2 separate regions of the Homo sapiens genome follow, and region 1 is linked to region 2. A link is a contact called in ENCODE Hi-C or POLR2A ChIA-PET data. All regions are on one chromosome and are shown on one strand. The core of a region is the stretch at or near the end of the contact, and the rest is flanking DNA. Distances in the headings are between cores, read along the strand shown.

The links. Hi-C counts contacts between places; a loop is a spot of excess contacts on that map. ChIA-PET counts read pairs that join two places held with the same protein, here RNA polymerase II (POLR2A). Pooled maps may share reads with other maps.
Region 1: a loop to region 2 is called in a map of HepG2, with 8 times the contacts of the local background. The contact joins two enhancer-like sites. A Hi-C loop is called at or near these places in 1 of 168 maps with a recorded cell type or tissue (HepG2) and 1 of 50 pooled maps. POLR2A ChIA-PET finds 5 or more read pairs at or near these places in 1 of 52 experiments (WTC11).

The regions. Positions count from the first base shown.
Region 1 is chr7:70,710,881-70,716,687 of GRCh38, forward strand. All of the region lies in intron 6 of AUTS2 (activator of transcription and developmental regulator AUTS2), which reads left to right. Among named protein-coding and RNA genes, the nearest start is that of GALNT17, 420 kb to the right of the region's middle. RefSeq lists enhancers at 144-666, 5,511-5,670. Within about 2 kb of position 2,296, at least 5 of the 41 ENCODE cell types and tissues checked have a DNase peak (open chromatin) inside an H3K27ac peak, as active enhancers do.
Region 2 is chr7:69,651,411-69,657,438 of GRCh38, forward strand. The region is part of intron 1 of AUTS2 (activator of transcription and developmental regulator AUTS2); the gene reads left to right. Among named protein-coding and RNA genes, the nearest start is that of AUTS2, 56 kb to the left of the region's middle. Within about 2 kb of position 3,206, at least 6 of the 41 ENCODE cell types and tissues checked have a DNase peak (open chromatin) inside an H3K27ac peak, as active enhancers do.

The DNA of each region.
Region 1 (5,807 bases), core at 1,046-3,545, 1.1 Mb after region 2:
TTTTGTGCAGTTGGCTGTAGAGGCCACATGGCCCTGTATAATGACCTCTTCCCAAGATGTTAGACATCAAATCAGTTTGATTTCTACCCCCATGGGAAGAGGAACTCCGGTTGTAAAGAGGCAGCTTGAGAATAACTGGTAAAGGGTGACTTGCCATTTCCCCGCTGGTCTTGCCTCCCAGGAGTAACTGTTATTTGACCACATGACCCAGTTACAACCTGTTACCCCTGTGTGGCCAGGGCCTCACCCCCCCAGAGCACACCTTCGGGTCAGGCTCATGCCTGATTTGTGCCTTCTTTCCTTCTCAGGGCCCTCCAGGTTGAGGGAAGACAGCTTTACACCTCCACCTTCTGTATTAGCTCCAGGATAAACTTGAAAACTGCCTACTCTGAGGGTTTTTTTGGCATTTTAAAAGTTAAGTCTGACTTTCCGAGCCCTCTCAGCATCCTGCCAGGTATCTTATCTTATTCAAATATCCTAATTGCTTCTGGGGCTGCACATCATCCTAGCACCTAACTGACAAAATAGACCTTCACCTGAGGGCCTCATTATGCTTTCTGCCTGTGCATCAGGCCAAAAATACCTCCACAATACCTGCTCGACATCCTGGGCTTCCAAGTGACAAACAAATAATTGGGTGAAACAAACCCTGGGCGCCGAGCAGCTGCCATCAGTGTCGGAGCACAGAAGAGTCCACGGCAGTAACAGTCACAGCGCTGCCTGGTTCATGTCAGAGCAAATCTTTGAACAGTGGGTTGTGCTGACACCAGAGAATGACAGCTTTGGAAATGGCATGCTAGTTACTGCTGCAAGTGAGGCCTCTCATGTAGACCATGACAAGCGGCTGTCATTTCCATACAGGTGAACAACTGACATCCTAGAAGGGGGAGGGCGGGAGCCACGCAGGAGGCTGTGTTTGGCAGTAGGTGGGGCCAGACTTCGGAGAGGGGTCCCAAGTACCGGTGACCCTGGCGAAAACTAGCCTAAAAACACAGTCTCTTTCCATGCCCCTTTACTCACTCCCCACACATCTTCTCTGTTACCTCTTTGGAGTTCATCTGAGAGAGGGCTACAGAAATACAACCCAACATGCTTAAAGGATGTTTGCATTTTCACTCTGTTCCCTCCACATCTTTTCTTCTTTTTCTTTCCTTTTTTTTTTGAGACAGGGTCTCACTCTGTCGCCCAGGCTGGAGTGCAGTGGTGCAATCTCGGCTCGCTGCAACCTCCACTTTCTGGCTCAAGTTATCCTCCAGCCTCAGCCTCCCAAGTAGGCTAGGACTTACAGGCACAAGCCACCATGCCTGGCTCACTTTTTTTTTTTTTTTTTTTTTTTTTTTTTTTTTTGCAGAGACAGGGTTTCACCACATTGCCCAGGCTGGGCTCGAACTCCTGAGCTCAAAATGAACCGCCCACCTCAGCCTCCCAAAGTGCTAGGATTACAGGCATGAGCCACCACGCCCAGTGTCCTCCACATCTTGATATGTCAGGGATTAGCTTTCCGGTCGCAATGCTTAGTTTTATAGAGGATGGAAAAGGCAAGGTTTCTGCTGATAAGGAACTCACCATGAAAAGGAATGGGTTAGATGAAATTAAGTGCAGAATTGGGTCTAGACCGGTGGTTCTCAAAGTCTCCATCAGCAATATCTGCATCCTCTGAGTGGTTGTTAGCCATGCAGAATCTCTGCCCCACCCCAAACCTACAGAATTGGAAACTCTGGGGTAGAGTCACAACTCTGTTTTCACAAGCCTTCCAGGTAGTTCTAATGCAGACGACTGTGGTCCAGAAAAAACGAGGAAGAACATTTTGGCAGTGAGGTTTTGTAAATGCTCAGACGATCCACAGAGTCACTGGGTGAAATCATACTCTATTGCACAGGGAATAGGTCTAGGTTCGTAGTTGGGCAGCCTTTTTTTTGGAGGGGACAGAGTCTCAATCTGTCGGCCAGGCTGGAGTGCAGTGTCACGATCTCAGCTCACTGCAGCCTCCATATCCTGGGCTCAGGCAGTTCTCCTGCTTCAGCCTCCTGGGTTGGTTTGTTTGTTTGTAAATATCAACTTCACCTGATCTGTTCAAAGTGCCCCTGCACCTACCATTTCCAATCCTTCCACTCTCTATAGCCTTGTGAACAGGCCTACTCATGTTTAGCGTGGTTCTGACAGATGCTAGGCCTGTACCTAGGGCTCTGCTCATCTGAATAGAGTTTGAAACCATGACCTTGGGCCAATGTTATGCTGTAACCAGCTGAGCTAACTTGCTCAACCGCTTCTGAAAGACAAACTGTTCCATCGAGTTCCTTCTTGGCAGGTGCTGCATCACCAATGCCGGCCTGCCATCTGTGTGAAGGGCTATCACAGCACACAACACACACACATACTGGGCAAATGTGCCGTGATTACCACTAACTATTTTGTAAACAAAGTACTGTGTTAATTCTGTTTTAAACTGCTTTATCCAGGATTGTAGAACAATGGGCAGAAGTGTTTTGAAATCTTTTTTTCTTCTGTATTGAATATTAGAGTTTTAAGGCCATAAAATTAACATGTAAATTGAGTTTTCCCAAAAAATGTAAAACTCTTAAGAAGTTTAAGTAAGTTACCTAAATAGTAAAGCTTTTTCAGTTGTCCTTCAAGAATAGGCATCTTCCAAAACTAGTTGTGTTAAAGTAGTGGTTCTCAAACTTTAGCCTGCATCAAAATTAGCTAGAGGACTTGTTAAGATACAGCTTGCCGGCCGGGCGTGGTGGCTCACGCCTGTAATCCCAGCACTTTGGGAGGCCGAGGCAGGCGGATCACGAGGTCAGGAGATTGAGACCATCCTGGCTAACATGGTGAAACCCCGTTTCTACTAAAAATACAAAGAAATTAGCCGGGCGTGGTGGCGGGAGCCTTGTAGTCCCAGCTACTCAGGAGGCTGAGGCAGGAGAATGGCATGAACCCGGGAGGCAGAGCTTGCAGTGAGCGGAGATCGCGCCATTGCACTCCAGCCTGGGCGACAGAACAAGACTCCGTCTCAAAAAAAAAAAAAAGATACAGCTTGCGGGGCCCCACCTCCAGTGATTTCTGATTCAGCGTGTCTGGGCTAGGGCTCCAGAACTTGCATTTCAAGTAACCAGGTGATACTGATGTTTCCAGTCCCCTAAGAGCACTGTGTGATCTACATGGGTTAAATTTAAATGCCTTTTTCAATAGGGAATATTTTCAACAGGGAATATCACACCACTCAAAGGTGTGAAATGTATCTTTACATGTAAGATGAAATTGACACATGAAAGTGAATTCAATTTTATCATGAATCGGGAGCTTTTTACAAAATGAAAATTTTCAACTCTAATTCAATATAGAAAATGTAGAAATGAACCCCCATATATACCCATTACCTAGATTCATATTAAGACTTTTCCACAATTATTTTTAGGTGATAGGCTGGATAGGGCGATGTCCACCTTTTTTTTCTTTATTGCTGAAATATTTTAAAGCATGTCTCAGACTTCATATCATTTTACGACTACATACTTTAGTGCACATCTATAAAAAAGAACATTTCTTACAAAATCACATGTTGTTATCACACTAACTAAATATGCAGTAATTCCTCAGTGTCATCTGAGGAATATACCCATCCATGATCTCATCTCCATGATTGTCCCACAAGGGGTCATTTTACGTGATCTGTGCACATCAGGATACAAACAGACACACATACTGCATGTCTTAAATCTAGAGTGCTCCACCCTCCCCAGCTTCCCATTCTTTCAAGTCATTGACTTGTTGCAGAAACCAGGTCAGCTGTCCTGAAGACTGCCCCACATTCTGGAAGTCCTTGCGGTGTCATTTAGCTTGTTCCTCTGTCCCTCGTATTTCCTGTAAATGGAAGTTGGCCGTAAAGCTTTGATTAGATTCAGGTTAGAGTTCCTGGCAAGAAAACTTCATAGGCATTGCAACGAACCTCATGTTGCCTCACATCTGGGAACACACAGTGTCTGGGTGTCCCAGTTTTAGTGATGTCAAAATTATTCAGTAAGTTTAGGTTGTGGCAACCTGATACTTGCATTGGCATGTTCCCCGTCAAGCTTTTATCTCATGGTCTCATCTATTGATGATGCTTGCCTGATGCAGTAATTCATTAGAGATGGCAGAGGGTGACTTTTCTAGCATTATTCCACATTTATTGGCTGAAATTCTTCAGTACAATGGCACTTTCCCTCATCAACTAGAGTTCTTTGGTTACACTCAAATATAATACAAGGAAAAAAGTAAATGCTCAATTCTCTCCTTCTAATTGCATGTTTTCAGAGCAAAAAGTTGGTGCTCTACCAGGAGTTTATTAATAAGTCTGAACAGTTCTCTGCATTTTTCTTACAATAAATCTAACCTATGCTTTCAGTGCATTGAGCTTTTCTTACATGGTTTGTGTTTATCAATTGGAGGGACAAAATATCTAAAAATTAGAAAGGTACTGCAAGAACAACATCGTCAAATGAGGTCATACACACTTAAGTGTGTGTGAATTTAGTCATACCTGCCCTTCATAGCTCTGTTCAAATGCCACATTCTCCAGGAAGCCCTCCTACCTTCCCAAGGTTTGAACCTTTCCTGTGGCACTTCCTGCATCCTGCCTGTCTTTTTTTCTTTTCTTTTCTTTTCTTTTCTTTTCTTTTCTTTTTTTTTAAGATGGTGTCTCACTCTGTCACCCAGCCTGTAGCAGTGGCATGATCTCAGCTCACTGCAACCTTCGCCTCCTGGACTCTAGTGATTCTCCTGCCTTGGCCTCCCAAGTAGCTGGGATTACAGGCGCATGCCACCACACCCAGCTAATTTTTGTATTTTTAGTAGAGATGAGGTTTCACCATGTTAGCCAGGCTGGTCTCCAACCCCTGACCTCAAGCCATCCACCTGCCCTGTCCTCCCAAAGTGCTGGGATTTACAGGCATGAGCCACCATGCCCACTGCCTGCCTGTCTTTTATTGAAGTTGTAGATGTCCTCTTCCCCTTTTCTCTGAATTCTACCCCTATCCTACCCATGGTGACCCACAGGGTGCTTTGAATTAAAATGAATTAAAATATAATATCCTAAAAGTGATTTCAAACTTTGGAATTTAGGTTATATCCTGAGAATCTTAAGTGACTTGATTCAAGAAAGTAGGCAAAAACCTGAATCGTGTTTGGTCTGATCAACCCATTTGGAATTAATCGAAAATCTGATGATCCCAACTGGGTACTTTTCAGGAAAGGAGTGGGAGGCTGCCCACGTATATTGAGTGCCTACAGTGTGCCAGGGCACCTGCTGATTTATTTGATTCATACAGTAGCCTAGCCAGGTCCGTCTATTACCTGTGAGAACACTGGTGACTGGTAAGTGACAGTGAGTTCTTGCCATCTCCTGTTCTTTGCCCTTTCTCTTATACCAGCCCAGCATAAAGAGGATCGGGGGCTTCAGTTTGGTGAATTTAAAAATGTCTCTTGTTAAAGGCCGGGCACAGTGGCTCATGCCTGTAATCCCAGCACTTTGGGAGGCTGAGGCGGGTGGATCACGAGGTCAGGAGATTGAGACCATCCTGGCTAACACAGTGAAACCCCATCTCTACTAAATATACAAAAAATTAGCCGGATGTGGTGGCAGGCGCCTGTAGTCCCAGCTACTCGGGAAGCTGAGGCAGGAGAATGGCGTGAACCCGGCCGGGAGGCAGAGCTTGCAGTGAGCCTAGATGGCGCCACTGCACTCCAACCTGGGTGACAGAGCGAGACTCCGTCTCAAAAAAAAAAAAAAAAAAAAAAAAAAAAAGGGAAGTCTCTTGTTCACAACA
Region 2 (6,028 bases), core at 1,956-4,455:
TAATATTTGGAACTAGTCATTTCTGGATTGTTTGAACTAGCGTGTTCTGGGGAATTCCCCAAAGCTGGACGCACTTGTTAAATGAGGTTATGGCTCTGTGGGGTGAGAAATAGACCCGCCTACTATACTTAAAAGGACTGACTGTGTTTCTGCCTTCAGGTAACCAGAGGTAGTTATGAATTTGGGTGAAACCTCTTCATCTCATGATAGACTAGCAACTAGAGGTTCAGAGAAGTTACACAGAATATTCAAGGTTGATTCAGATAGTGACTGAATTGGGACTAGAATCCATGGTTTCTATTCTGTGGATTTTGAGTAAGATCACTAATCAACATGTGAAATCTTCCTTGTGTCATTCAATTAGAATTTAAGTGTCAAATGGATGGTAAAATCATTTCTTAGCTTATGTAGATCATAAAGATTAGCAAATCAAGGCAGAAAAAGACCCCCACACATATTTGTTGCCAGGTCTGCACTAATTTCTGGATAAAGGTTAGTATATATTTGGTCTACAGGGTGTGATTTGAGTGTAAGTTTTTTCTTTAGTTTTTAGATTATTGTTCAAAGTCCCCACTGACAGAATGCAGGGAGACAGCCTTGATTAGATTAGGCCAGATTAGATTAAATCGAATGGTTAAGGCCTTTGGAGCCTCCAGCTTGTAGGAGACACCATAATGGCCTTCATAGCGTCCTTAAATCCTATTAGGTAAGTTAATCTTATTGAAGATTTCAGGTCTGCATAAAGCAGTATTGCTCTTATACTCTCTATGGTGGGCTCTGCTTGTTAAGGTGAGCAGGCATTTTAACTTTCCGGGAATAAGTTGGTTTTATTGGTTTGGGGCAAGTTAATCTAAATAACTTGAAAGTAGACACCTGTGCCTGATAGAGAGGCCATTCCATGTAGCAAAATAGGCTGTCTCCTGGCTTCCCCTTTGCTTGGTGGCTGTTAGTACCTGTGACAGGGATTTTTTTTCTTTGCCCTGATTTGGGGAAAGAGAGTCAGGTGAGATGTGTAATAATAATGTACGGAGACAGTAGTATGGTTATGACACTGAGGCACTACTAGATATTGAGAATAAAGCACTTTGGAACTTAGGAGCTGGAAGCATTCTTAGCTGTCATTTTTTGAGTGTTTATAGTTTTATTATAGGTGCTAGTTGGCTCTTGCCTGTTTCTACAGGTGCAGTGACCATTTTTCTGAAGCAAAATATTCTTGTTGTCACAGGCTTTTCCTCAATTTGTGAATTTATGGACCTGCAAAGTTTTACAAACACATGAATTATGTCAAATTTTGTAATGTCTTTTGAAAAAAAGGGGGAAAAGTGTAAGAAATTTAGACCATGTAGGTCTGAAAGTATGCTTACTACATCGATAGTGGGGGCTGGAGGAACTGTGAAAAAAGTAATAGTAAATTTCCTTTTTTAGATCTTTGCCAAAGGTAGTTTTGTTAGATATAAACAACTTCAAGACCCACAAGTGACTACTACACACTGGATTGGCCTTCAGAGATACTGGGATTTTCTTTCCAAGTATCTTTAAAAATGAGGTTCGTAGTGCTTTAGCTAGGAGGCTGAGTGCCCACTATTAAGATCCTGTGAGTTAATTGGTTTGGTTCACAAACTAACTCATATTGCAGTGTATCTGGCTGTTTTGTGGCTGGGAGAAGGTTCCTGCATTGAAGGGACTGAAGTGACACTCTGACCTTGGGACTTCCAGTGCTGTTGTGGAGTGGGGACTTCCTTCTTCATGTGGGCTTGCTGGCTCTTCATTTATTGTCCCACCTGGGCTCTGCCTGTTACTCTTCTCAGGCCAAGAAGTGAGTTAGGTTCCTTATTTAACTTTTCTAATGGGGCAGCTCTGCATCTGTGTCCTGTCCCCAAAGACTAAAGAGAAATTTCAGGTGTGGGCCAGATTATGGAGCCTGAAGAACAGTTTTATGATTGATTAATGGTTTTGATTTGCTTTTAGGAAGAAAAGTGCAACTAGCCCATTGGATGAAGATAGTATCTCTCTCCAGCACTCCTGTATCAAGTGTACAGTGTTCTCTTCCTGTATAGCACTTGTATTTTCAAGAGCTAGGGTCATTGAGAGAACACTTCTCACTCATGAGTTTCAGAGCGTAGCAGAGTACACACACCTGAAGCAAGAAATGTAATTTTCTCTAAGTGTACTAAGAATTACTTTAATTCTCTGTATGTGCATGCATGTGCCCACATAATGGTGGTGGGTTTGGTTTTTTTTTTTTTTCATGCTCCTTGAGGAGAAATAACCCGTTTTTTGCTTTTATTGATTCACGATTACCTACTTTTCAGGGTTACCTTTGTTAGGAAGCAGCTGCTGGAAGAATGTGTGCTCATTTTGTACTTGTGTCCTTTACTTCTATGTCCTCTCTGACCTGAGGCTCACCCTGCCTGCCACCTCCTCTGCATCAGCCCAGCTTTGTTCTTCTGGGCCTGTTGTTTCCACTCTATGAAGAGACCTCCTTACTTCTCTCTGTCTCTACTTAGTATCCATTTCTGCTGAGGCAGATCCAGATGGGCAGAGGTTGGGGAGGGAATTTGAATGAGGGGAAAAATTGGATCAGTTAGGGGAAATTTATAAAACTTCTGTATTCTGTGCTAATAGTTCTCAGATGCTTTGGAATCATAAGACGGGATGTTGGTCTGGCGACCTTTGAGAGCTGCTCTTAACCAGCCAGTGGACAGCTATGCTTGCTTTTTCTTCCTGTCACCATCTCTGCTTTTCTTGCCCAATTTGCCAGGAAGAGTCCACCAATTCTTCATAAGCCCACTTTTTATTCTCTCTTTTGAAGTCATCTTGATTCACTTCCTACACCTGCAGCCCCCAGTCTTGCTTGATCTAGCTCCTAATCTTCTGCTTCCCTTTGGGACAGAGGAGAAGCTGCTCTCCTCGCCATGCTTTGCTGACATCTCCAAGGGGAAGGAGAGCACAGGCCCTTTCATATCCTGCCCCAGACCTTCACAGGGAGCAGTAATAATGCCTAAACCTTATTGAGTACTTAACATGTGCCCAGCACTGTGACAAACACTTCACACAGATTATCTCTTAAAATATTCAGGCCAGCCCAGTAAAGTTTATGTACTGTCATTGTCTGTCTTCAATTTGCAGATGAGGAAGTTGATGCTCAGGGAGGTTCAATAACATGCCATTATGTACACAGCTGAAATGAGTGATGCAATCAAGATTCAAACTAGGCAGCCCAGTTCCAGGGCTCTTGTCCAACTACTCAGGGAAAGGTTTTCGAGGTCACTGCCAGGATAGCTGGACTTGTGACGGTTTTCCTGTTTGAGATATCTACCCTTTTACATCAACCTAAGCACTTACTGTCTTTATATTTTCAATGAACTAAGTGGGGTGTTCTGGGTGGTCTTTGATGATGGCAACTGTGTGTTTTAAAGAACCAGAAAGAAAAATGTTTAGAGGTGGGCTTCTTTAGCTGTAGTCCCTCTTGACTGTGTGGTCAAATAATAGGGCTCCTGACAAGGAAATAAGGCTATAAGTGCTCTTGCTTTGTAAAGATTAGTTAATTGGTAGAGGTTGTGTTTCTGTGGTTAATTTGTGCTCCTGTCTTAGCAATACATGAGTATCCACAGGCAGCAAGTGTGTCGCCCAGCAGCCCCATAAAACAAGGCACTCTTCAGCACCAGCATCAGTTGATGCACCTGAATAACAATAGGGAAGCTTGTTGACCATTTGGCACTTCACAGCCTAGTAATTAGAAACTGTAAAACAATAATACAGACATGAAGCAAATCCTCCAGTTAATGAAAAAAAAATCTACAATCTTGCATTGTGGCTGAGTGCAAAATCACAACCGGCCGCTTATACAGCAAAGCAAACACTTCAGGATTTTGGCAGCTGTTTTGTGGATATAAAAAGCTCTAGGCTCTGTATTAATTTGGGGCCTGTCATATTTTTTAAAAACTGAAAACAATTACCTGACTTTCTAGTTTTTTGTTGTTGTTGTTGTTGTTGTTTTTAATTTACTGCAGTGGTTCTCAAATTATGGTCCCCAGTCCAGAAGTGTCAGCGTCATCTGGGAACGGTTAGAATTGCAGATTGGTGGGGCCCACCCCAGACCTACTGAACCAGAAATTCTGGCAGTGCGGGGCACAGTAATTTGTTTTTACAAGTCCTCCAGGTGATTCTGATGGACTTTAAAGTTTGAGAAACACTGAGGGTGTGGGAAGGGTAATTTGGGGGAAGGGAAGTGGAGTCCCCTCTTGGCCCCACCCAGAGATGAGCTTCTCTGTCTAGTGGTGGGATAGTTGGCTTGAGATGTGATATTGAGAATATATGAAGGCTCCCTACTGGGTCAGGAAGTTGGGGGAGTGTCTCAGGGGAGGGCCGTGCCTTCCTGGGGACCTGTTTAGGAGAAGGGTCCTGGGCAGTAGCTTGTTACTAGCCTTTCGGGAACAATTTCAATGTTTCAGTCACCCTCTGGGCTGTTGTACTATTGCAGTCAGCCCTGCTAGGCCCACAAGTTGTATGGGGCAGAGGAGAAGAGGCATGGGGACAGAAACCTTATATCCCAGGCAAAGCCTTAGCAATGCTGCTGATGTCATATGCTCATCGTTGTCAAGAATTGAAAATTAAGATAGTGATGAGGTGGTGGCAGGACAAATTTCTTCTTTTCACTGTATGTCCCCTTTCTCTTCTGGATCTCATTTCCCTGCCTCCAGCTATCTTGGCAGATGGGATTATTTAATAATTTTCTTGGGGCCTGTTGGCAAATGGCCCCTCTGCCCCTTCCCCAGTGTGTGGTGACCACAACAGTGACATAGCTTCATTTCACAGCCATTAGGAATCTTGACGCAGCTGACCCCTAGATCTCCTGGAAAGGCCTCTTGGGAAATATAAGCTTGCCACCAGAGTGAAGTGAATTCTCGAGTGGTATTACCACAGAGGCTCAGGTTCCTGATGCTCCTTGGAGTGCTAGGTTAACAGTCTCTCTGTTGGGGAAAAACTTGATACAAATAGAAGATTTGCTAATTTTGCTCACATTTCAAAATTGTTTAATTTGCTTACTTTTTTTTTCTCTTTCAGACTATTGGGTTTTATCTATCATTCCTTTTATTTTACAAAAAAGAACATAGGGCATGTTGGCCAGATAATGTATCCTGTTTTTTGATTTAATCACCCAACATAGCATGGGAATAAAAAGCTGAATGAGATGTAGCCTTGCTCCTCCCTGACATTGAAGAGACTGGCTTCTGGGAGAGGAAAATGACCAAGAAAAGAACCACCCAGATCTTGGGTTCAGTTTATTCTCTCTGTATTTTCAAGTGGCAGAACTTGCTTGAATATGTGAATTTGATGTTGGATCACAAGCCCAACATGTGGCTTCTGTGGGCATATGTAGTTATTTTGGATTTTATTTTATTTTAAAGGGTCTGTGTCCTGTTGGCTTTTAGGAGGTGATAGTTGCTGATTCTCCTTTCATGTGACATTCAGGGCTCATGGAGAAGTCAAAGGCTCACACTGGTGTTCACCTTCCTGGACTTCAGGAAAGATAGTCCTTTTGCCAGATGAATGGGAGGATCTAAGTCTGTTAGATTTCCATGAGTCGTGCAGCCTTTCTGGATCGGGACAGGAAGACTGACCCACTGTCCTTCCCAGGCTGCCTGCCGTTCATCTTGCTTTAATTAAATACACAGCTGATGATGTCAGCTTGGCTCCCGGCTCCTTCAGCTTTCCCCTCAGAACAAAACATCCGGGCAGACAGTTGTGACAATTAAGTCTCAAGACCCAAGCTTAGTTTGTTCTGAGGTAGTTAAGATAAATCTGCCTAAGCATCTCCAAATGCAGATAAAACCTAGTGCTGATTAGAGGTGACCCTCTAATAAACCTGATTTGATTAGGCAGAACCAGCGAGGTGCAGGCAAATATTTGAGACTCTGGCCAAGCTGATATTCCATTGACCTTTCACTTAGGGGAAAAAACCTGTTTGATTTTTTTCCTATCCCAGAGTACTTGAAAATTATTACCTATGGCAGCTAAAGCACTA